Linked DNA regions of Homo sapiens: region 2 is linked to region 1. Evidence: read pairs that join two places in POLR2A ChIA-PET (ENCODE). Cell type or tissue: Caco-2. All regions are shown on one strand. Links, peaks and the distances in the headings refer to the core of each region. The heading gives the core; the rest is flanking DNA. Region 1 holds the start of SUNO1 (S-phase upregulated non-coding 1). Region 2 has its middle 120 kb from the start of SUNO1.

What was found. Peaks named below come from ENCODE experiments on the same cell type or tissue, not always from the same donor. Only the 100,000 strongest peaks of a DNase experiment are listed, where the experiment ranks them.
Region 2: POLR2A ChIA-PET joins it to region 1 with 9 read pairs; 2 of 35 experiments call an interaction of 5 or more read pairs at or near these places.

What each region holds. Positions count from the first base shown.
Region 1 is chr19:33,900,356-33,912,159 of GRCh38, reverse strand. SUNO1 (S-phase upregulated non-coding 1) reads right to left here and starts at 7,261. Exons shown (of 2, transcript NR_186328.1): 1 at 7,133-7,261; 2 at 3,767-7,038. In Caco-2, for the core only: no CTCF peak of the experiment used is centred there; a DNase peak (open chromatin) is centred at 6,029; H3K4me3 peaks cover 1,336 bases.
Region 2 is chr19:34,023,098-34,034,901 of GRCh38, reverse strand. It overlaps the pseudogene RPS4XP20. Among named protein-coding and RNA genes, the nearest start is that of SUNO1, 120 kb to the right of the region's middle. RefSeq lists a silencer at 3,902-4,054. In Caco-2, for the core only: no CTCF peak of the experiment used is centred there; no DNase peak of the experiment used is centred there.

The DNA.
Region 1 (11,804 bases), core at 3,796-8,795:
ATAAATAGATCAACGAACAGCATAGAGAACCCAGAAACACATATTTATGAATACAGCCATTTGATTTTTTTTATTAAAAAAAAAAAGATGGGGTCTTACTATGTTGCCCACGCTGGTCTTGAACTCCTGGGCTCAAGGGATCCTCCCACCTCGGCCTCTCAAAGTACTGGGATTTACAGGCATGAGCCACTGCGCCTGGCCAGCCATCTGATTTTTGACAAACATAATGCAATCCAACAGGGAAAGGAAACTCATGAACAAATTGTACTGGACCAACTGGATTTCCATTTGGAAAAAAAAAAAAAAATCTCAAGCTGGGCATTTTGGCTTACATTTGTAATCCCAGCACTTTGGGAGGCCGAGTGGAAGGATCGCTTGAGACCAGGAGTTCAAGACCAGCCTAGGCAACATACAGATGCCCCTATCTCTACAAAAGATAAAAAAAAATTTAGCTGGGCATGGTGGCATGTGCCCGTGGTCCCACCTACTCAGGAGGCTGAGGTGGGAGGATCACTTGAGCCAAAGAGTGTCTCTCTAAAAAAAAAAAAAGATCAATAAATAAAGTCCAAAAAATGGGCCAAAGATTTGAAAAGATACTTCACCAAGGAAGATATGAGTGGTGTATAAGAACATGAAAAACTATTCAATATCTTTAGTTATCTGGGAAATGCAAATTAAAACCACAATGAGATACTGCTACCCACCAACCAGAATGATTAAAATGTAAATGGCCCTCAGCTCCATTTGCGGGTGAGAACGAGGGCAGTCGAAACTCTCACACATTTTTGGTGAATTTTGGGGAAGTGTAATGATGTCTATAAAGTACTCTGAAATGCATCAAAACATGGACAGTGGGGCAGATTGTATTTTCCAAAAATGACTACAACAACATCTCCGTTCCCACGTGTTCTGCTAAATGTAATCGTGACACTCCCCTTTCTAGACATAGAGTCTAATTCCCCTCTCCTTGAATCTAGATGGGCGTGTGACTGCCATCAGTGTTGAGTGGAACAGTCACTCAACTGCCAGCAGAGTTACATGGAAGTGATACTGTGTACCTTATAAGCATGCGCCAGAAAAGTTCCTGACACTTCCGTTTTACTCACTGGAACACTTGTGATTGGAGCCCTGAACCATCCGGTAAGAAGTCTGACTATCTTGAGGCACCATGAAGTCATGATGCCAACTTCATTGATAAGCCACATGAAATTCCTCCATTTGCTTGTCTTAATTTTCAAGTTGTCCTAGCCCAGCCTCCAGCTATTTCTAGATTTCCAAGCAGAGTCCTGAGCTACCATTTGTTTTCTCTTAGCTCTGTATCGTAGAGGAAGAGAAAGAAATATTCAGCTTCAGGCAGAATTTAGAAGTCGGGACCAGGTGGATTCAAAAACTATTTCTCAGCTGGGCACAGTATCTCACATATGTCATCCCAGCGTTTTGGGAGGCCAAGGCGGGTGGATTGCTTGAGCCCAGGCATTTGAGACCAGTTTGAGCAACATAGCTACAAAAAATAAAAAATAAAAATAAAAATTTAAAAAATGTTCTTTACAATACATTTTTTAAAAAGTTAGGCATGGTGACGTGCACTTGTAGTCCCAGCTACTTGGGAGGCTGAGGCAGGAGGATCGCTTAAGCACAGAAGGTTGAGGCTGCAACGAACTACGATTGCACCACTGCACTCCAGCCTGGGTGACATAGTGGGACCCTGTCTCAAAAAACAAAACAAAACAAAAAACTGTTTCTCATTCCACGTTTCTCCCAGTGGAAGATTCAAAAAGGGCAAAGATCAGACCCAGGGCACTGTTAGGAAAGCAGCTCAGGGTAAGGGTGAACCAAGTGCCCCACTGTAAAGTTCTTCTTTAAGATATGAGAAAATTTTATGGTGGTGCCTTGTAGACCCTTTCAACCAGACAAAAAGCCTCTTAAGGAAACTAACAGCATACTTTGTAGATCCTCTGTGTTAAACAATAGGACTTCTAAGAATCTTTTTTTTTTTTTTTTTTTTTGAGACTAAGTTTTGCTCTGTCTCCCAGGCTGGAGTGCATAGCCTGGGATCTCAGTTCACTGCAACCTCTGCCTCCCAGGTTCAAGCAATTCTCCTGCCTCAGCCTCCTGAGTAACTGGGATTACAGGCATCTGCCCCGATGCCCAGCTAATTCTTTGTATTTTCAGTAGAGACAGGGTTTCACCATGTTGGCCGGGTTGGTCTCAAACTCCTGACCTCAGGTGATCCACCCACCTCAGCCTCCCAAAGTGCTGGGATTACAAGCGTGAGCCACTGCGCCCAACCAACTTCTAGGAATCTTAAGGGCATTGTCCCACAGCAATTTCATGGGGAACCCAAAAGAGAGAAAGGCTTATTTTAGTTTTTGGGTTTTTTTTGAGACAGAGTCTCGCTCTGTTGCCCAGGCTGGAGTGCAGTGGCGTGATCTCAGCTCATTGCAAACTCTGCCTCCTAGGTTCAAGTGATTCTCCTGCTTCAGCCTCCCAAGTAGCTGCGATTACAGGCGCACACCACCACACCCAGCTAATTTTTGTATTTTTAGTGCAGACGTGGTTTCTCCTTGTTGCTCAACCTCAGGTAATCCACCCACCTCGGCCTCCTGGTGTGCTGGGATTACAAGTGTGAGCTACCTCGCCCGGACAAGAAAGGTTTATTTTGAAGTGGTTTATTGGCTCACATCTGTAGTCCCAGCACTTTGGGAGGTCAAGGTGGGAAGGTTGCTTGAGGCCAGATGTTCAAAACCAGCCCGGGCAACATAGCGAGACCCCTGTCTCTGCAAAATAAAAACCAAATTAGATGGGTGTGGTGGTGCATGTGTGCAGTCCCAGCTATTCAGGAGGCTGAGGTGGGAGGATCACTGGAGCAGAAGTTGCAGGCTCAAATGAGCTATGATGGCACCACTGCACTCCAATCTGGACAACAGAGCAAGACCCTATCTCTAAAAAACAAAAGCCAACAACAACAATAAAAAGGAATCTTGGACTCTGAGCCTGATGATTTCATGGAATGAGAATTTGTGCATATTGCACAAGCATTATTGTGACCAAAGGGGTAAATGTGGCATCTCCAAAGATGGCCACAACAGTTCCTGTGCCACAGATCTACAAAATGAGCCTCCCACATCACCAGCAAGAGGTGGAACCTAATTCTCCCCTATTTGAATCTATGGCTGCTTTGACCAACAGGAAGCAATGCTATGTAACTTGCAAGGCTGGGTTATAAAGGCACTGCAACTTCTGCCTTGTTTGCCAGAACACACTCTCGGAGCTCTGAGCCGCCCTGGGAGAAGTTCAGCTACCTTGAGGCTACCATGCTGGGAGGAAGTCTGAGCTTCATGATGAGATCACACGCAGGCACGATGCTGGCAACCCCCAGACATGTGCGTGAAGATGCCTCAGGACGATTCCAGCCTGCAGGCATCAAGTCCTCCGAGCTGAGACCCCAGACGTCCTAGAGCAGCAACAAGCCAATCTGTCTGAATTTCTAACTCATGAAATCCATGAGCATGACAAAAATGGCTGTTTTTTTCAAGTCACGAAGTTTTGAGGAATTTGTTACATAACAGTAGTAACCAGAACAGATGGATTGATATATGGATAGAGGGAAAGAAAGCTAGATGGACAGATATGTGATAGAGCAAATAGAGTAAAAATGTTAATGCAGAAGCTAGGTGGAACATGCGTGGGTGTTCACTGTATGATTCTTTCAACTCTTCCGCATGTTTAAAAATATTTTACAATAAAAATTGGTAGGAAGGAAGGATGGAAACCAAAACTAGCTAGCATTTATTATGTATTACCACGTGCTGGGTCCTGTCAGGCACTTTTACATTCACTATTGCATTTCATCTTCTCAACAACCCCACAGGTTGGTGCCATTTTCTTCATTTTACAGATGAAGAAACTGAAGCACAGAGAGGTTAAGTCACTAACATAACGAAACAGTGGTAGTAAAGGGTCAAGATGAGATTCCAATTCGGGTATGTGTGATTCTGTAACCTATGCTGTTAACTCTTTCAAGTCTAATCTAAAGCACCCAGCATCCCTGTCCACCCTCCATCCATTTCTTTGATAGAAAGTTAAAACAACAGGCTGGGAGTGGTGGCTCACACCTATAATCCCAACACTTTGGGAAGCCGAGGCAAGAGGATGGCTTGATCCCAGGAGTTGGAGACCAGCCTGGGCAAAATAGTGAGACCTCCCTTCTCGGCTTCTAAAGTACCTGGGACTACAGATGTGTGCTACCACGCCCAGTGCACCTCTCGTCCCAGGTACTTGGGAGGCCGAGAAGGGAGGATTGTTTGAGTCCAGGAGTTGGAGGCTACAGTGAGCAATGATCGTGCCACCTCACTCCAGCCTGGGTGACAGAGTAAGATCCTGTCTCAAAACAATAACAACAACAACAACAACAAATGGCTTCTAATGACTCCTTAATTTTTACACTTCTCCAGTATTAGATTGTATTTTCATAGGAGGAAAAATAAAGTTCTGATTTAAGGTGTCTTCCTTCTGGGATGGGGCTGTCTCCTTCCCAGCATTCTTGGCAGCTGGTGCTAAAGAAAATCTCCCAAGTGCTAGGAAAATCTTTCCTCAGTGTGGGGCTTCAAAAGTGGCAAAAAGTCATGTTCATAGTCTCCTTTTGTTCTCACTGCAGTCCGGAGATGGGGCAGGCTCTTTTCAGGAATGAGAACACTGCGAGGCTCACAGACTTAAAAAATGGACCAAGGTCACACAGGATTAAGGGGCAGGACGGTCTCGAACTCACGTCTGTTGGTGCTAGTCCAGCGCGCTCTGCTCGCGGTTCTCTTAACTGGTCTTCAGGCTGCTTTCCATCTAAATCACGCCTGGAGATTAAAGCTGCACTTGCTCTCCAGTGCCCGCGGTTTCTGCGGGTGTCTTCCAGCCATTGTACTTCTAGATCAGCATTCCTCTGATGACTCAATCCCGCAGAGCTTCCGAGCCCATCATGGGCTCAGGCTTTGCGTTTTCGCCGGGGGCCGGGAAGGTGCCTGAGTGTCGCATCCATGTTTCACCGTGGCCCTGGGAAGGCCGTGCGCGGAGACCTGGGGTGCCCATCTTCCCAGCAGCTATGGGCTTCTAGTCTGCGTCTTGGAGGCCCAGAGAGGACGCGGCGCCTGTCCCGTGCGGTCGGCAGGGCTGCGGCCCAGAACAAGCTGGGGCGGCCTCCCTCCTGCTCTGGCCCCCAACAGGGCGGAGCTGGAGCCCCCGCGCGCGCCGGGTCCCCCGAGGGCCCAGCCGCTCACCCTGGGCCCCGGGCGTTTTTGCAGCTCCCAGCCCCGCGCGTACGCAGCAGCTCGGATCTGGGCGGGCCAGGCCAGACCCTTCCTTAGAGACTTGGGGCAAGGGCTGGGGCCCGCCGCCACCCCATCTGGAGGCTGAAACGGCGGCCCACAGAGGTGGTGGCACTGGGCCGAGGCCGTGCAGCATGGGGGTGGCAGGGCCGCGACCCAACTGCCTCCACCCCGGGGCCCACGCCCGCGATGGGGAGCTGGAGCGCGCCGTCTGGCTTCCCCGAGGGCTTTTCCCACAGAGCCGCGGCCCAAGGTTCTTGCCTCCGCCTGGGGTCTTCTGAGCACCCAGCTCTAGAAAGCTCTGCTGGGCGACCTGGAGGCAGGGGGAGGCAGCTGCACCGCGGCTGCTGATGGCCAGAGCCCGAGGGTCGGGTTTCTTGGCAACGGGTCCCAGACACAGATCGCGCCCCTCTTCCCTATTCTCTCCCCTGTCCCCTCCCCCACCGAGGCTCGGCGGAGTCACTGCCCGGGACCGCAGGGCGAGCTCAGGTGTGGCCTAGGGGGCGCGTCCTGTGGGCGGGGAAGGCGTGGGCGGGGGTGACCCGGGGCTGCCCCAGCTGCAGGCCAGCGATTCCCGGACCCTGGCGGGCCGCGCAGGGCGGGGGGGGAGGGTGGTGGGGTGGGGGAGCGGGGAGTGCCCGAGGCGGGGGCGACAAGTCTGTTTCCGCCCGGCCGCCGCCTGCTCCAGCTGAAACGAGTCTTTCCGGTGGGACAACCCAGCCCGGCCCGCCCCGCCCCGCCCGGCCTCCCGGAACCGGCCCGGAGACGCGCAAGACCCCGCCCAGGCCGAAGGCGAGCTCCGGGGCCAGGCAGACCGTGGAGTAGCTGCCGAGGCGGGCGAGCCCGAGTCCCGGGTTCCAGCCCGGGCTGCCAGCCTCCTGGCGCTTTTCGCCCCCGACCCCCTCTCCGATCCGGTGGGTCCCCAGGGACACCCTGGCAGGCGATGCTGGAAAAGCTTCTTGGGTGATTCTGAGAATCACGGTCCAGCCCTACTTCACTACACTTGGGGAAACTGAGGCACTGTCCCAAGGCCGCACCGCGAGTTAGCAAACTGCAAAGCCTGCGAGGAGGGCCTGGCAGACGCCGTGATTTTCCCAGGCCTGAGTCCTGGGAGATCTAGGTTAGGCCAGAGGGGCCGGGGATTCAGGAAGTCCTGGGCGCCTGCTGCCCCGACAGCTCCGCGGGGTGGGCCCAGTCGGGGCGCCGCGAAGGTCAGCAGCCTCGCGAAAATCAACAGGAAGACGCCTTTCTTTCCTCAATCCGGGAGTGGAGATTCCGTTTAACTTCTGCAGTCAGCAGGACAGGAAGCGCTCTCTGTCTCAGGCTGGCGCTAGCAGGGACCCGAGGGAGTGTTCATGGGAGCCAGGTATTGGAAGCGAGGCATCCTTCATTTCCTCCGCAGTGAGGTCTCTGATCGCCCGAGTCTGGTTTTTCAAAATCACATCATGTGAAGACCCCAAGGGGAGGTACCCGGGAGGATTCCTTTATATGCTCAACCTTGACTCAGACTTGCAATCGGCATTTGATCAAGAAACGTGGTCAGTTCTCCAAACGCAAAATCAATCGCTGATTTTACTTTTTTACTTGGCATTTCCTTGGGATATTCTCGATCCTGGGAAGGAAAGATGATGAACTATTGTCTTCAATTCTGTCCCGCTGAGCATCCTTCCTGGATTCAGGATTTCCTGGAGCCAGACCTTAGTAGCTTCAGGTTTATGGCTTTCTGAAAATATAATTTTGATGAATTTTAATCTATTGCTCAAGTTAGAAAATCCCTTAATTACAGGAGAAAACATTTTCAAAGAGAAAGGCCAGACCTTTAGAGCAGGCCCTGGAGCCGTGCTGCTTTGAGAAAATCTCTGGGTAGGCAGGGCCTCTGCTTCAGCTGACTGGCCGGGAGAGAACCAGGCAAGAATGTGTTTCCCACAGCTGTCGGGCCCACCTCTGCCAGTCAGTTCTTGGCTAGAAAATAAATAGTGACTCATGCCTGTAACCCCAGCACTCTGGGAGGCCGAGGTGGGCGGATGACCTGAGGTCAGGTGTTCAAGACCAGCATGGCCAACATGGTGAAACCCTGTCTCTACTAAAAATACAAAAAATTAGCTGGGCTTAGTGGCACGTGCCTGTAATCCCAGCTACATAGGAGGCTGAGGCAGGAGAATCGCTTGAACGCTGGAGGCAGATGTTGTAGTGAGCCGACATCACACCATTGCACTCCAGCCTGGGCTACAGCAGCAAAACTCTATCTCAAAAAAAAAAAAAAAAAGGTTTGCTTAAAGTCGCTCAACCTCCTGCAGAGGACTGTAAGGAGAGAAAGCATTGTCTTGGTTACAATTGTGTTAAAATTGGGCTTTGGTGGCCACACGGTATCTGAGATGGGTATTTCTCCTAAAGTATTTCCAGCTATTAAGTGAGGAAGAATCAATAGACAGAATATCACTATTTTGCATCCCTGATGAATGAATGGATGTAGGCACGATTAGCAGTGGCTGCTGACATCAGAAAAAGAGATCACTCCATTTCCCCACATTATATGCCTTGAAATAAAAAAACTCAGCATCAACTATGAGGTGGTCTAGACATCTCTTGGGGCCCCACTGAACCCCCATGAATGATCAGATTCAGGTTTGATATATGGAGCTCTGAGGGGTCCCAAAAGGTGTCTAGACCACTGAGATCAACCACAGTGGTCCCCCCTACCCACCGTCTTGCTTTGATTTCAGTTACCCAAGTCAACCGCAGTCTAAAAATAGTAAATGGAAAATTACAGAAAAAAAATTTGTAAGTTTTAAATTTCGTGCCATTCTGAATAGCACAATGAAATCTCCTGCTGGCCCGCTCTGTCCCACTGATAGGGGAGTTAAGAAGAAATGATTTAGGCAGATAGTGAGGGTAAGGAAGTCCTTGGTAAGGTTTTCCTTTTAATGGAAAGCAGCCCCCAAATCATTTTCTTTTCTAACAAAGAGCAGCCTGTAAAATCGAGCTGCAGACATAGACAAGCAAGCTAGAAGCTTGCACGGGTGAATGCCAGCAGCTGTGCCAATAGGAAAAGGCTACCTGGGACTAGGCATGTTCAAAAAGGCGGCTCAATCTTCCCTTCTCTTTGCCAGACATGTGTACACCAAGGAGCAGGCAACATAACCCCGGCCAAGCAAAGACCCCATTTACATAATAAGATTAGGGTGGGGTGGGCTGGGCGAGGTGGCTCAAGCCTATAATCCCAGCACTTTGGGAAGCTGAGGGCCGGGGGAGGAGGTGTCGCCTGCATTCAGGAGTTCAAGACAAGCTTGGCCAACGTGGTGAAACCCCGTCTCTATTAAAAATACAAAAATTAGCCAGGCCTAGTGGTGGTCGCCTGTAATCCCAGCTACCTGGGAGGCTGAGGCCGGAGAATTGCTTGAACCTGGGAGGTTGCAGTGAGCCAAGACTGCGCCACTGCGCTCCAGCCTGGGCAACACAGCAAGACTCTGTCTAAAATAAAAAAAAAGATTAGGGTGGGGTAGCCGGCTTCCCTGCGAGTTATGTAAACATCACACCTAGTCCAACCAATCTTTGGGCCCGATGTAAATCGGACACCGCCTCCTCAAGCTTATCTATGAAATCCAGTGCACTCCTCCAGGGCTGCCGGCCGGCCCCCCGCCCCGCCCCGCCCCTCCCCGCCCCGCCCCTTCCCCCCCGCCCCGTCTCTTGTGGGAGAGAGTGCTATTCTCTTTTCTCTTTCTTTTGCCTATTAAACCTCCGCTGTTAACCTCATTTCACATACATCTGGATCCTTGATTTCCTTGGTATGAGGCAATGAACCTCAAGTATTTACCCCAGACAACGAAGCCACTCCACCACCCTGATGCGATCATCCCCTTGTGTATCTACACTGTCCATACCACCTGCCCATTAGTCACTCAATACCCGTCTGGGTTACTACATCCACATTCACGTAACTCTTATTACAGTGCATTGTTGTAATTGTTCTATTTTATTATTAGTTATTGCTGTTAATCTCTTGCTGTGCCTAGTTACTGTTGTTAATCTTTTACTGTGCCTAGTTTATAAATTAAACTTTATCATTCATATATATATATATATATATGAAGAAACATACTCTACAGTATGTAGGGTTTGCTATTGTCCATGATTTCAGGCAGCCACTGGGGGTCTTGGAATATATCCTGGAGGATGGGGGGGGACTCCTGTACTAATTTACATGAAATGAAAACTGCAGGGGAACATGTTAAACAGCACTATGGGGACATAATCAAAACAATCCAGCTCTTGTAAAACCGCAGGATAAACGACCCAGTTCTTCAATAATGAATTGCAAGGAAAATAATCACATTTAGATTCTGAATCAAACAAATGATAAAAAGAAAAAAAAACTAACGTTTTTAGGACACTTGTGAATTTCAATACTGATGGGATATTTGATATTTTAAAAGTCTTCTTAAATTTTTTAGAAACGGTAATATTATGGTGGTATTTTTAAAATTATCTTCTGAAAATACAGGATAAAATATTTAGAGGGAATGATAGGATATCTGGGATTTGTGTGTAAGTAGTTTTAGATGGGGCAAGGGAAGTGTGTGAAGATATAGATGGGAAAATGATGGGGCATTAGTAATGTGTACATGGTGGGTCATTCTGTTATTCTCTATATTTCATATCATGTTTAAATTGTTTTTTCAGAGTGTTCTGAAACTTTTGAACTGCTATTGGAGTCTGGCTGAATTGCCTGGGCTGGGGCTCAGGACAATGGAGACTCAGTGCACTTTGCAGATACCCCTTCTCATGTGTCCCTTCAGCAAATGATATTGAGGACCTTTTGTTTTCTTGAGCTCCTGAAATGATGGAGCTCACACTTGAGATTAGAAAATAATGAAGAAGGCCAGGCGCTATGGCTCACGCTTGTAATCCCAGCACTTTGGGAGGTTGAAGAGGGTGGATCACCTGAGGTCAGGAGTTCAAGACCAGCCTGGCCAACATGATGAAACCCCATCTCTACTAAAAAACACAAAAATTAGCTGGGCATGGTAGCAGATGCCTGTAATCCCAGCTACTAGGGAGGCTGAGGCAGGAGAATCACTTGAACTGGGGAGGTGGAGGTTGCAGTGAGCCGAGATCGTGCCATTGCACTCCAGCCTGGGCGACAGAGTAAGACTCCCTCTAAAACAAAAAAAGAAGAAAAATAAAGAAAATAAATGAATGAAGGATAGAGCCACCAAATGGAAGCAGGGAAGCCTTTGCCGAAGAATGAGTGTTTGATATGAGGACTGGCAGGTGAAAAGGAGTTTTCGGCATGGTGTCTGTTCATCTGTAACATAAGGTGGTTAACGTTAGACTCTATCTACAAGGAGGATCCGTTTAGTCCTAACAGATTCTGTGATTATAGCCTAGCTAAAACCATTTTTTTTCTTCTGTGTGTCTCTCCAAGGAGTTGAGAGGACCAGCCCCCACACCATGTACTTCCTGTCATTGTCCCTTATTTTATTAACTGAAGCAATCTGATTTGAGTGGCTGGTCTTGAATCTCCCACTTGTGTTCAGAGGCCCAAACATTATCATACAATCAGTCCATGGCCTTTTTAGAGGATAGTCTCTAGGGCTCACAGATTCGTTTCTGCTCATTCAGTTCCCAAAGCAGTTCACTAAGCAGCCTTACCTATACTTTCGCTGGTGGCTATGCACAGCCTTGGTAATAAAACCTACTTGTGCTTCAAAACGTGAGTGCCTGCAGTAGATGCCCTCAGCCTTCCCAGCTGTTCTTGTCCAGCATGCAGCCTGGCCTTCAGGTTAACTAGTTCATCCTGATACTCTGCCAGAATGGGTCGAACTTTGTGCTTTGAAGGCCCTTTTCCCCATGTGGCATGAACAACCTGCCAAGATCAAGCTTGCAACAGCTGTAGTTATTTGACAAGTGGCTGGCTGTATCACCTCTCCACTCTGCTGTGCAAAATTATTTGTGTGTGTGTTCTGTTTATTCTTTTCTTCTTCTCAGGGATTTTTTTTTTTTTTTTTTTTTGAGACAGAGTCCCCCTCTGTCACCCAGGTTGGAGCGCAGTGGCACGATCTTGGCTCACTGCAACCTTCACTTCCCGGTTCAAGTGATTCTGTTGCCTCAGCTTCCCAAGTAGCTGGGATTAGAGGCATGCGCCACCATGGCTGGCTAATTTTTTTGTATTTTTAGTAGAGACAGGGTTTTGCCATGTTGGCCAGGCTGGTCTCAAAGTCCTGACCTCAGGTGATCTGCTCGTCTCGGCCTCCCAAAGTGCTGGGATTATAGGCGTGAACCACCACACCCGGCCCATCTTCTCGGTTTTTATGGATGTTTGTACTTTAAAAGGACAATTTCTGAAACTTTTGGATAAGTAAGATGAGAATCTTTAAATGTGATTGCTATATGTTTATTGAATGGGTTTACCTGAGGCATAAACAGAGAGGCAAACACAGTGTCTTCTTAGGGACCTAACAAGCATACTACAAGATGACCCAGAGCCTG
Region 2 (11,804 bases), core at 3,304-8,303, 120 kb before region 1:
CAAGATCTGAGAACCCTCTCTTGAGGTCTGGATTGGGACCCCTTTCTGGTAATATGAGGATTAAATGAGATAACCCCTGTAAAGTGGTAACTGTGCCAGGCAGACTGTAAGCACTCAATAAATATTGCTATCATTAGGACATAGAAGATCCTGACACATTGCTGTTGAAAGAATAAATAAACAAATGAAAGAATAAAGCAGGTTGTAAAAATACCCAGAACATGTGTCAGCCTGGCTTTCAGTGTCTCTTCTGCCAGGCCTACCTGGTGCATTGCACAAATTCTCAGAGCCAGTGTTCTGCCCCTGTACATGGAGGGATATTATGAGGACAGAGGAGGCGTGGTTTCTTGGGGGTGCCTGGTACCTGGCAGAGCCATCTAGGCAGTTTCATAAATGTGTACATGCCTGGGCCCTGTCCTTGGTGTGTCGGTCCCCAAGATCTGGGCATGGCCCCAACACACATATTTCTATAAAGCCTTGGGTGGCATGTTTTCCTGGTTAGAGCTGGCTGTTTGACCATGTAGCTAAGGCTCTTTCTACCTCTGAAGCCCTTCAATTCTGTGATTGCCTGTCTTAATTCACTCCTGGTTTCTGAATATAATGGTGAAACATCTGAAACTACTCTTTGCAATCAAAGCTTTAGGAAGGAGTAACTAGATGGCATTGTATTTAATCATGAAGAAATTATATTTTCTTACGAAACGATTTTCTTAAATCATGTATCTGGGTTCCATATGTGTACATTACAGTGAAGGGATGTTTTAAAACTTTTGATTTACATGGATGAGGATTCCACCCTGCCCCAAGGCTCATAGAACAGTTTGGTGAGTTTCTTCCCAGTGGGGTGGTAACTGTCATTGAGAGACACAGTCCCATGGGTGGTGGCGGTCTGGCTGGGAGGATGTGCTTGGCTCAGGGGAAAGTGCCTGTGTGACTGAACACCTCTTAGCCAACTCCATCAGGCTGCCCTGAGGCAGGAGGCTGGGGTACCTTGTTCACACATCAAAGGGAGCACATATTTTTGTGGGTGAAAATGAATATAGTATTATTGGTTGTGTGTGTGTGTGTGTGTATGTGTGTGAGACAGGGTCTTGCTCTGTTGCCCAGGCTGGAGTACAATGGCACAATCACAGCTCACTGCAGCCTCAACCTCTCCGAGCTCAAGTGATCCTCTTAGCCCCCTAAGTACCTAGGACTACAGGAGCATGCTATCATGTCCGGCTAATTTTTTGGTATTTTGTGGAGATAATGTTTCACCCTGTTGCTCAAGCTCAAACTCCTGGTTGCAAGCAATCTGCCCATTTTGGCTTCCCAAAGTGCTTGGGATTATAGGCGTGAGCCTCGTGCCCAGCCTGAATACAGCACTATTGTTTTTTACAGTCATAAAAGTAGCTCAGGGGTAAAGATGGTAGATTCAACATGTGTTTACTTTTGGTCCTTCCTGAAACCCAACCAAAGCAAGAGTAAAAGGATCTTTTAAAAAGAAAAATCCATTAGAACAAAAAGGACAAGAAAGAAGAAAAATAGTGACAACATTTTGGAAGCTAGAAAGCACTTGAGTGAGAGGTAGCTGACTTGGCAGACACAAGAAAGCTGTATTCCAAGCTGCTGGGAGAAAAGCCATAAAGCATCCCAATTTATTTGACAAAATCCCCAAAAGACTTAGGAATAGGCAGACTGAAGTTGAAGGTGGGTCTAAAAATAGGAAAATTATGTGAAAGGCTGTCTAAGGGCCAGTTAGAGCCCCAGACCCTCAGCCTGCCTCTGCACTCCTGGAGGCCTGCCCCCGTTCTGTATCAGCAGAGGGCAGCAATTTTGTTATCAGGGAGATGACCACTGAGAGCCTTGTTCACCCAGGACTTGGTTCATGATCTCTCTGCACATCTAGCCTTGCAACCACCTTGGAGGACTTTGGGACCCACATGTACAATCTGTCTAGCACCTTGACCTTGAAGTTCCATTGACCTTGTCCCTTATTTACATTAGCCAATGGACCTGTCCCATACCTACTTCAGCCAATGCATCTTAGCTCGGTCATCACTGGCACCTGCTGACTTATTCGGACGTTGCATCCTGCATGCATCCTCACGCCCTTCTGGTGAAGTTGCCCCTCCCAGTATCATTCCTTGATTGCATCCTCCAGGCCATTGACTGCCCTGCTTTCTCCTCATCTTTCAGTCCCCTCCTTTCCTTCCCATACCCTCACCCTCAAATTCCTTGGAACTAGAAGGGGCTAATGTTTGACTTTCTACTTTGTATTCTGAATTGTATCTTCCTAACTTGCAGCCTCGTGGCCAAGCCTTCGTGATGGAGCAGATGTAAGGGAGAGGGAGTGAGAGAGGAAGAGAAAGAGAGTAGGGACTGAGGCCAGGTGCTGTGGCTTGCACCTGTAATCCTAGCACTTTGGGAGGCCAAGACAGGTGGATCACTTGAGGTCGGGAGTTCGAGAGCAGCCTAGCCATCATGGCAAAACCCTGTCTCTACTATAATTACAAAAATTAGCCGGGTGCATTCCACTGCATTCCAGCATTCCAGCCTGGGTGACAGAGAGAGAATCTGTCCCCACTCCCAAAAAAAAAAAAAAAAAAAAAAGGAGGGACTCATTGCTTATCAGAATGCGCCATCCTGGCCAGCGGTGGCATGCCTATAGTCTCAGCTACGTGGAAGGATTGCTTGAGCAGCATTCAGCCTGGTCAACATAGCAAGACCCCATAAGAATACCCTATCCTCTCCTCCTTTGTTCCTGTTGCTCTCTCTGACTCTCTTTCACCCATACCCCAGCCCTGCCTCCTGTATCCTCTCCAGCCTCTCCTTTATGTCTGTGACTTCCTCACTTTTTTTTTTTTTTTTGAGACAGAGTCTCGGTCTGTCGCCCAGGTTGGAGTGCAGTGGTGCGATCTCGGCTCTCTGCAAGCTCGGCCTCCCGGGTTCAGACCATTCTCCTGCCTCAGCCTCCCGCGTGGCTGGGACTACAGGCACCAGCCACCACCCCTGGCTAATTTTTTGTATTTTTTAGTAGAGACGGAGTTTCACTGTGTTAGCCAGGATGGTCTGGATCTCCTGACCTCGTGATCCGCCCGCCTCGGCCTCCCAAAGTGCTGGGATTACAGGCGTGAGCCACCACGCCCGGCGACTTCCCCACTTTTTGATGCACTTCATCATTCAATTTCCTAGTGAAATTGAGACCCTCTTTTCCTATTGCATTCCAGGTCACACACACTTATCTTTCATGTTTCTGGAAGCAATACTTATTATTTGGATGTTCTCTTACATCTTCTATTGTGTTCTGTGGTATTCTATTTCCTATTTATTCCATTTAATTTTTTTTTTTTTGAGACAGAGTCTCACTCTGTCGCTCTGTCGCCCAGGCTGGACTGCAGTGGCAGTGATCTCGGCTCACTGCAAGCTCCGCCTCCCAGGTTCTTGCCATTCTCCTGCCTCAGCCTCCCGAGTAGCTGGGACTACAGGCGCCCGCCACCACGCCCGGCTAATTTTTTGTATCTTTGGTAGAGACGGGGTTTCACCGTGTTAGCCAGGATGGTCGCGATCTTCTGACCTCGTGATCCACCCACCTCGGCCTCCCAAAGTGCTGGGATTACAGGCGTGAGCCACCGCACCCGGCTATATGTACTTTTAATTATATGCAAATTGAGGGGTGGATTATGCAGAAATTCCTAGAAATAGGGTGGTAACTTCTGAGTCAGTGGGCTGTTGCCATGGACAGGGGCAGTAACTCCCGAGTGTTGCCCTGACAATGATAAACCGACATGGTGCGCTGGTGGGTGTGTCTTACGGAAAGGTGCTTCTGCACACAGCCCTGTTTTAGCTAGTCTTCCATTTGGTTAGATGTCTGAGCCCCGTCTCCTGAGTCCAGTCCTGCCTCCTATGTCACTCCCAGGCCTGGCGTTTGTTCTCCCGGTGATCTTTGGCAGCCTCTCCTCCCTCAAGGCAGCCAGGCCCCACCCTTCACCTTCTCTCTGGGTGATCTCCCGCACCCGCTCCTATGCGTTCGGCTGCCTATCCACATCTCCGAGCCTGATCGCTCTCTCCGACGGCCCCTGGAAGGGTCTGATTCCCGGCCCTGCTTTGTGGCCACGTAGGAACATACTCCCAGCTTTCTGGCTGAACACCCATGGGGTCCATCGCCTTCCTCGCACACTCACCAGCCCCGGGTGTTTTTGTTCCTGTTACTCCCCAGGATCTGTGCCCCCAGAATGTTTTCCTCTGTCAGGAGAAAGTCAGGAAACAGTCTTCCCTCTCCACTCCCCACCCCCATTTTATGATCTTTGCTCTTTTGGCAACATTGAGCTGTTCTTGAACATGTTTCCTGTTCTTTTCTTATGTGTCTGATGCCATTTCCCAAATCTCATTCTAATTCTCCCTGGAGGGCGGCCTTCATTACTGCTGTTGATGAGCGCTGGAAGGGGGTGTTGATGTGTGCGGTCCCCTCATTTCTGTGCCACACTCTTAAAGTGAGCACCGTTAGTGGGTGATCACACAGCTGCTCAAGGCCACAGGCTGTTTCTTAACCGCGTTACTCTTCTCAGGGGATTTCTGTGTTTATTCCTTGCTTGTTCTCTACAGTTTTCTTTCTGATCTGAGACGTCCAACACATTAAGGTTCTTAGAAGCCTAGATAGTATTAGGTCTTACATGAAGTAATCATATTCTTTCAAGTATACAAAGTCTATTTAAATACTGTAAACACAAGATATCAGAAAGCTGAGAAAGGATTCTATTTGTTTACATTCATTAAATTAATCAATTTTCCCTTGCTCAAAAACAGACTCTTACGTTCTGTTAATTTTTATGAATCTCAAAATGGAAAAAGCCCCTAGAGATAATCTAGCAGGATTCCTTCATTGAAGCAGGGGAGTCCCAGGGTGGCTAAGTGTCTTGTGTTTGGACACACGACTCATTCCCAGCAGAGTTATGACTAAGGCTGTGTCTTTCTTTTTCTTTCTTTCTTTCTTTCCTTTTTTTTTTTTTTTTTTTGAGGTGGAGTCTCTATCTGTTGCCCAGGCTGGAGTGCAGTAGTGTGATCTCAGCTCACTACAGTCTCTACAGTTCAAGCAATTCTCCTGCCTCAGCCTCCTGAGTAGCTGGGATTGCAGGCTCACGCCACCACGCCCAGCTAATTTTTGTATTTTAAGAAGAGATGGGATTTCACCATGTTGGCCAGGTTAGTCTCAAACTCCTGACCCAGGTGATCTGCCTGTCTCGGCCTCCCCAAATGCTGGGATTACAGGTATGAGTCACTGAGCCCGGCCAAGGCCTGTGTCTTTCAATGCTGGGCTTTTCCTACCATGCCTCTGATCTGTGTGTCCACCATGTCTTTCCCCCATTCCTATAAATATCTAAGCATACATGGACATCCACATTCTCCTTTAATTATCATTTTGGGAGATGGGGAATCATCTTGCTCAGTGATACTTTTGGTAAAATGATCTTGGAATTAATGCATTTTAACTTGGTGATCTTTATCCTTGTAAAACCAATTCTTTAACTGAATTTTTGTTTCAAGTTATTTCACATTAATGGATTGTGTATATTTTCTTTTATTTAACATATTCTTAACAAATACAATACAGATGATCTTTGAACATTTTTGTGTTTATTGCTATGAATGAAGGAGAGAATTTGCTTATTAAAATCCCAACTCCTTTGGGAGTCTCAGTCCCTATCTATAGAATCTGTCCAGATTAGAGTGTGCTCCAGAATCTTTTGAAACATGGAAAGCAGTTACATTTGAATCTGTAGTATCAGGTTTTTTTTACAGTTTACCTTCTTTGATACCTTTTTTTGAGAATGCAATTAGCTTGGGTATCTTGAATTTCATGTAAACTTAGGATAAATGGGTGTGAGTATTTTACACCCATAGTGCCAACTGGTTGGCTTTGGCAGCTTTTCTTTCGGAAGGTTGATATTCTAGACCAGGAGCCAGCAAGCCTTTTCTGTAAGGCTAGGTAGACTTTGGGGGCCATATGGTCTCTCACTCAGCTCTCCTGTAGTAATGGGAAAGCAGTGTCAATAAAAAACTTTATTAAATTGATTTTAATGATCTAATTGGCTTTTACTATCAATTCACGAATTGGGCAGCATCCCATTTAAAAATAGAAAGGTGCTGCATTAGGTGTGGCAGGACAATTTATTTTTGTAAAGTAGCTTGAGCAGGAACAAGGGAACAGCTTAATACAAAAAATAAGACAGGGGCCAGGCATAGTGGCTCACACCTGTAATCCCAGCACTTTGGGAGGCCGAGCTGGGTGGATCACTTGAGGTCAGTAGTTTGAGACCAATCTGGCTAACATGGTGAAACCCTGTCTCTACTAAAAACAAAAAAATTAGCTGGATGTGATGGCGTGAGCCTCTAGTCCCAGTTACTCGGGAGGCTGAAGCAGGAGAATCGCTTGAACCCAGGAGGCGGAGGTTGCAGTGAGTGGAGATCGCACCATTGCACTCCAGCCTGGGTGACAGAGCGAGATTCTGTTTCAAAAAAAAAAAAAGACAGGGTTACTTTTTTTTTTTTTTTTTTTTGAGGCGGAATCTCGCTCTGTCACCCAGGCTGGAGTGCAGTGGTGCGATCTCAGCTCACTGCAAGCTCTGCCTCCCGGGTTCATGCCATTCTCCTGCCTCAGCCTCCTGAGTAGCTGGGAATACAGGCGCCCGCCACCACGCCCAGCTAATATTTTGTATTTTTAATAGAGACGAGGTTTCACTGTGTTAGCCAGGATGGTCTCAATCTCCTGACCTCGTTCTGCCTGTCTTGGCCTCCCAAAGTGCTGGGATTATAGGCGTGAGCCACCGCACCCGGCCAAGACAGTGTTACTTTAAGTTTACTTTCCTTGTAAGGATTAAAGCAGAGTTAAAGGGCAGAGTTAACTGCCCTTTCTGATTGGTTGCTGCAAATCTCCCGTTCTTCAGGGAAAACTGGTCTGTTTGGGAATTATCCTGCTTCCTTAAAGTTTCAGTTTGATGATGTGGCACTTAGCACAAGTGACTCCATTTTGGTTTGGTCTGGTTGGGGCCTCTGTTGGGGTTCAGTCCAAAACAATGCCTCTCTTAGGTCTTATTTAATGGCAGTCACAGAAGACTGAAAATGAATAGACATGGTAGTTAAAGAAAAAACTATATTCAAGAAAAAAGCAACATGAAGGCCACACTTTGCTGATTGATGGCGTACACTGTTGCGTATTTTTCCTAGCACTAGTGGCAGTCTCTGCCAGCATTTTTTTTTTCCCACCAAGCCTAGAATCAGAATAGCAATTGCAGTTGCATTCCCACTTCTGTGCCTCTTCTGAAGTTGGTCTCCCTGCTGGAAATGCCGTCTCCTCTCTTTCCCATCTGTGCAAATGTTATCTAGAAAGCCCTCCCATTCAGTTCAGTGCTTTCTCCCTTCCTGAACTCTGCTGGCATGCTCATTTGTGGGCTGGTATTATCTGTGTGTTCATGTGTTTATGGTTTCTTCCCAAGCTCCCAGAGCACCTGGTGCAGAGCACCATGCTTTGCATTCGGTGAGAGCTCAGGAGTGGCCGTGAGCACCCAATACCAGCCCAGCACCTCCACGGACCTGGAAGGTACCACGCTTTGCATGAGGCAATGGGACACATCCTTGGCCAAATTAGCAAGAACAGTAGTTATTTTTGTTTAATGGCTGTAATTTCTCAGATAGGAGTCAGGGTCTGTTGTGGAAAGGGGAATGTTAGAAACCATGGGAAGTTTAGGGAGGAAAGAAGACAGCATTAAAGAGAAGCACAAAGTGTTATGGCAGACATGTCATTCAGCCTTAAGAGCAAGAATGGCCAAGAAACATTTTAAGTGCTGGAAATAAAGACACCACTTTAGCTGTGGGACCTGAGTAAGCTGCTTAATGTTGTTTAACTTACCCAATTTCCTCATCTGGACAATGGAGATAGTAATTGTACCTACCTCATAGGGTTGATAGGGGCATTAAATGAGTTAAACACATCAAGGACATAGAGCTCTGTCCAGTACCCAGTAAGTACTTGACATTTAGAGCCTGGCATGAGCCTCCTGACCCCAAGCCCAGTGATGACTTGGAGCAATGATCAACCAAGCCGAAGACCCCAGACTGTCAATTGAAGGATGAAATTAACACCTTAAATGTGCAGTTACCAAAAGATAACTGTATTAGTCCTTTTTCACGCTGCTGTTAAAGGCATACCTGAGACTGGATAATTTATAAAGGAAATTTATAAAGTCTATAGGACTTTATGTGTTCTTTGTTGCATGTGTAATGAATGAAAATCTAGTGTCAGACTCTGTACATACCTTCACTTCTTGCAGAAAGTGATTAATCACTGTATTAGTCAGGGTTCTCTAGAGGGACAGAACTAATAGGATAGATGTGTATATAATGGGGAGTTTATTAAAGAGTATTGACTCACATGATCACAAAATGAGGTCCCACAATAGGCCATCTGCCAACTGAGGAGTAAGGAAGCCAGTCCAAGTCCCAAAACCTCGAAAGTAGGGAAGCCGACAGTGCAGCCTTCAATCTGTGGTCGATGGTCCAAGAGACTAGAAGCTGAAGGACTTGGAGTCTGATGCTTGAGGGCAGGAAGCATCCAGCATGGGAGAAAGATGGAGGCCAGAAGACTCAGCCAGTTTAGTCTTTCCATGTTCTTCCACCTGCTTTTTATTCTGGCCATGCTGGCAGCTGATTAGATTGTGCCCACCCAGATAGGGGGTGTGTCTGCCTTTCCCAGTCCACTGACAAAAATGTTCATCTCCTTTGGCAACACCCTCATAGACACACCCAGGAACAATACTTTGCATCTTTCAATCCAATCAAGTTGACTCTCAATATTGACCGTCACAATCACATTGTAATGAAAGGTAGAACATCTGATTAAAATATTTGCTTTCTCTATTATAAGAACTTCACTGGGTCCTATATTGGGCACTGCCTGTGTACTCAACTCTTCTTTTAGACATTGCTGCAGCAGTGACCAGTACTGCACAGGTGAAACCTGTCAGTACCTCCCTGCAGCCTCCTGATTCCTGCCTTGGAACCTCTGATGCTGGGACATGGGATTCCCATGTGTCCCCATTCAGCACTCACACATGTGCAACCTGGAAATGTAGGGGAGGTAATACCCCTAGGGAAACCCTTAACTCATGGAGGCTGATGGGTAAACGCCACCCCTTTCTTCCCTGTGGTGGTGGTGATGTGGTTCCACATATCATCAAGCTCCTTGGGTGGTCCCATAGGATTGAGCCACATGCATCTGAGCTGGTGGCCAACCTGCCTGCACATCTGCCAGCTGTGATCATAGATGAACACCTGCCACAGGCCGTGCATTCATGTGAACCTGGATCAAGATGGGTCCCTTCTGAATTTCTCTTATATCCCTAGTGCCAAGAATTCTTTCTTTCTTATCCAGTGGAAATGTCCCTTGTGTCACAGGTTGAGTCTTCTCTGTCGCAAGAAGTAGTCTTCTCTAGGGTAAGTCCTCCCAGCTTGGATTATAAATATTTATAGAGGAACTTTGGGTTTGGAGATGGGAGGGGCCTTTCTTTTTCAAGAAAACTCAGCCTTCAGGGCATTGGTCTTGTCGTGGCCTCCCAAAAAGCCAGTTTTGAGATGGAAAGCTGAATAGGGATCCATCTGTTCTTGGCTGTGACTGATTCCTTGCCTGGTACTCTGAATCACAGCTTTACCTATTTGGTGGAATATGACTACAAGGGAATAAAAATTGTATCTTTCTAATATTAAAAATATTATCCTCATTACACAGGCAATGGAGTTAAGGCATAAAGGAAAGATAAATGTGAGCCTCTCACAGGGACACTGAAGCAAATCTAGAAATTAAATGCATGAAAAAACACACATTGAGTTTTTTATAAGATTGTCAGAACAGTTTTTAGATACCTATTATAATACCTGGGGATTTTAGGTTCACTCCAACTTCTTGTGTTGACACCATAAATGCATAAATTTATGGTACCATAAATTTTGTCATTGGGTGAACATCATAGAGCATACTTACACTAACCTAGGTGGTACAGCCTACTACATACCTAGGCTATATGGTTTAGTCTATTCTCCTAGGCTACAAATCTGTACAGGCTGTTACTGCACTGAATACTGTAAGCAATTGTAACACAATGCTAAGTGTCCATCCTGTTATCTGGTGTTCTTATTAGCGTTTGCATGATCATATTAAATTAAAAATAAAAATAAGGAATTCTGGGAAGATGGTGGCAGAGCTTTCTACCTTTTACAAATTTGTAAACAAAATAGAGCACTAGTGGCCAACCAAAAACACATGGATGACATTTACAACAAAACTAATTACAAGGTATTCCCAGAAACCTCAAAACAAAAATGGCAAAGACAAACCAACAACAGCCACAAGACCTTTAGAGTATCAGTGTCTATGTGGAAGAATGCAGAGGGAACTAATGGGGTATTTGACAGACTAGAGAATAGGAGCATCCTCAAAGAGCAAACAGGTGTTAACTGGAAAGTGCAGCAGACCAATCTGGGAACAGTCACTGAAATCGGGAGGGGTTTTGTCCTCTCTTATCATGGACGAGCACAGGCTGCCTGGGGTAAGGTCTCAAGGGCCTGGAGGAGACTCCCATGGATGCTCTGAAATTGTACCTTTCAGGATAGGCTCCCACACTGAGAAGCAACTGCTGGGAATAGAAATTGAATTGAGCAGAGCAGGGCCAATAAAGATGAAGGAAGGAGAAGGTCCAGATGAAAAAGCTGGAGGGGCACAGAGCCAGCACATCTCAAAAAGCAAACCTCCAAATTTTGGAGGAGACAGCATAAGTGAAGCGGGGGTTCTGTGAAATAAGAAAAGCTACCTGGAGGCACTCCTTCTTCTAAAATTTCAGGAAAATTAATTTTACATAAAAATGAGCAAGCAATTGAGGTCAAATCCTATACCAAGTTATTATTTTTAAAAAGAGATTAAAGAGCAGAATAACACTTTTTCAGACAGAGAAAATATGTAGAAAGACAAGCTCACAAACCAAATCAACACTGTAATCTTCTCATTCAAAAGAAGGTAAAAGACACTGAGAAAATTATATAAGACATGCAAGAACAACATAAGTCAGAATTAGACCAGCAGGAAAGGTTATGGAACTGAGAAAAACCCCTAAAAATAGAAGAAAAAAAATTCAGAAATAAAGACTAAACTAGGAGGAATATACATGCAAATAGAACAACAGATAATGTCTTTAAAATAGTTGAAAGGAGAAAAATGTGAAAAATAAAGGAGGAAAGAGATGAAATTCTGGAAGAAGTTGCAAATGTTTTGCAGATAGGCAAAGAAGATCCAACACCTACGTAATAAGAGTCCCTGAAGAAGAAAACCAAGGCAAGGATAGAAAACAAACACTGAAAACTATACTTTCAGAAAAGTTTCCTGAAGTGAAAAATATTTGGAATTGCATGTTGAAAGAGCTCACCATGCTCTTTCCGTGCCTAATACAGTCGTGGCTCGTGGTCTTAGGAAGCATCTGAAGCGGGTAGCAGCTCCACAGCATTGGATGCTGGATGAATTGACTAGTGTGTTTGCTCCTTGTCCAACCACCAGTCCCCACAAGCTGAGAGAGTGTCTCTCCTAATATTTTCCTAAGGAACAGACTTAAGTATGCCCTCATAGGAGACAAAGTAAAGATTTGCATGCAGCCGTTCATTAAGATGGATGGCAAGGTCCAAATTGATATAACCTACCCTGCTGGATTCACGGATGTCATCAGCATTCACAAGACGGGAGAGAATTTCTGTCTCATCTGTGGCATCAATGGTCGCTTTGCTGTACA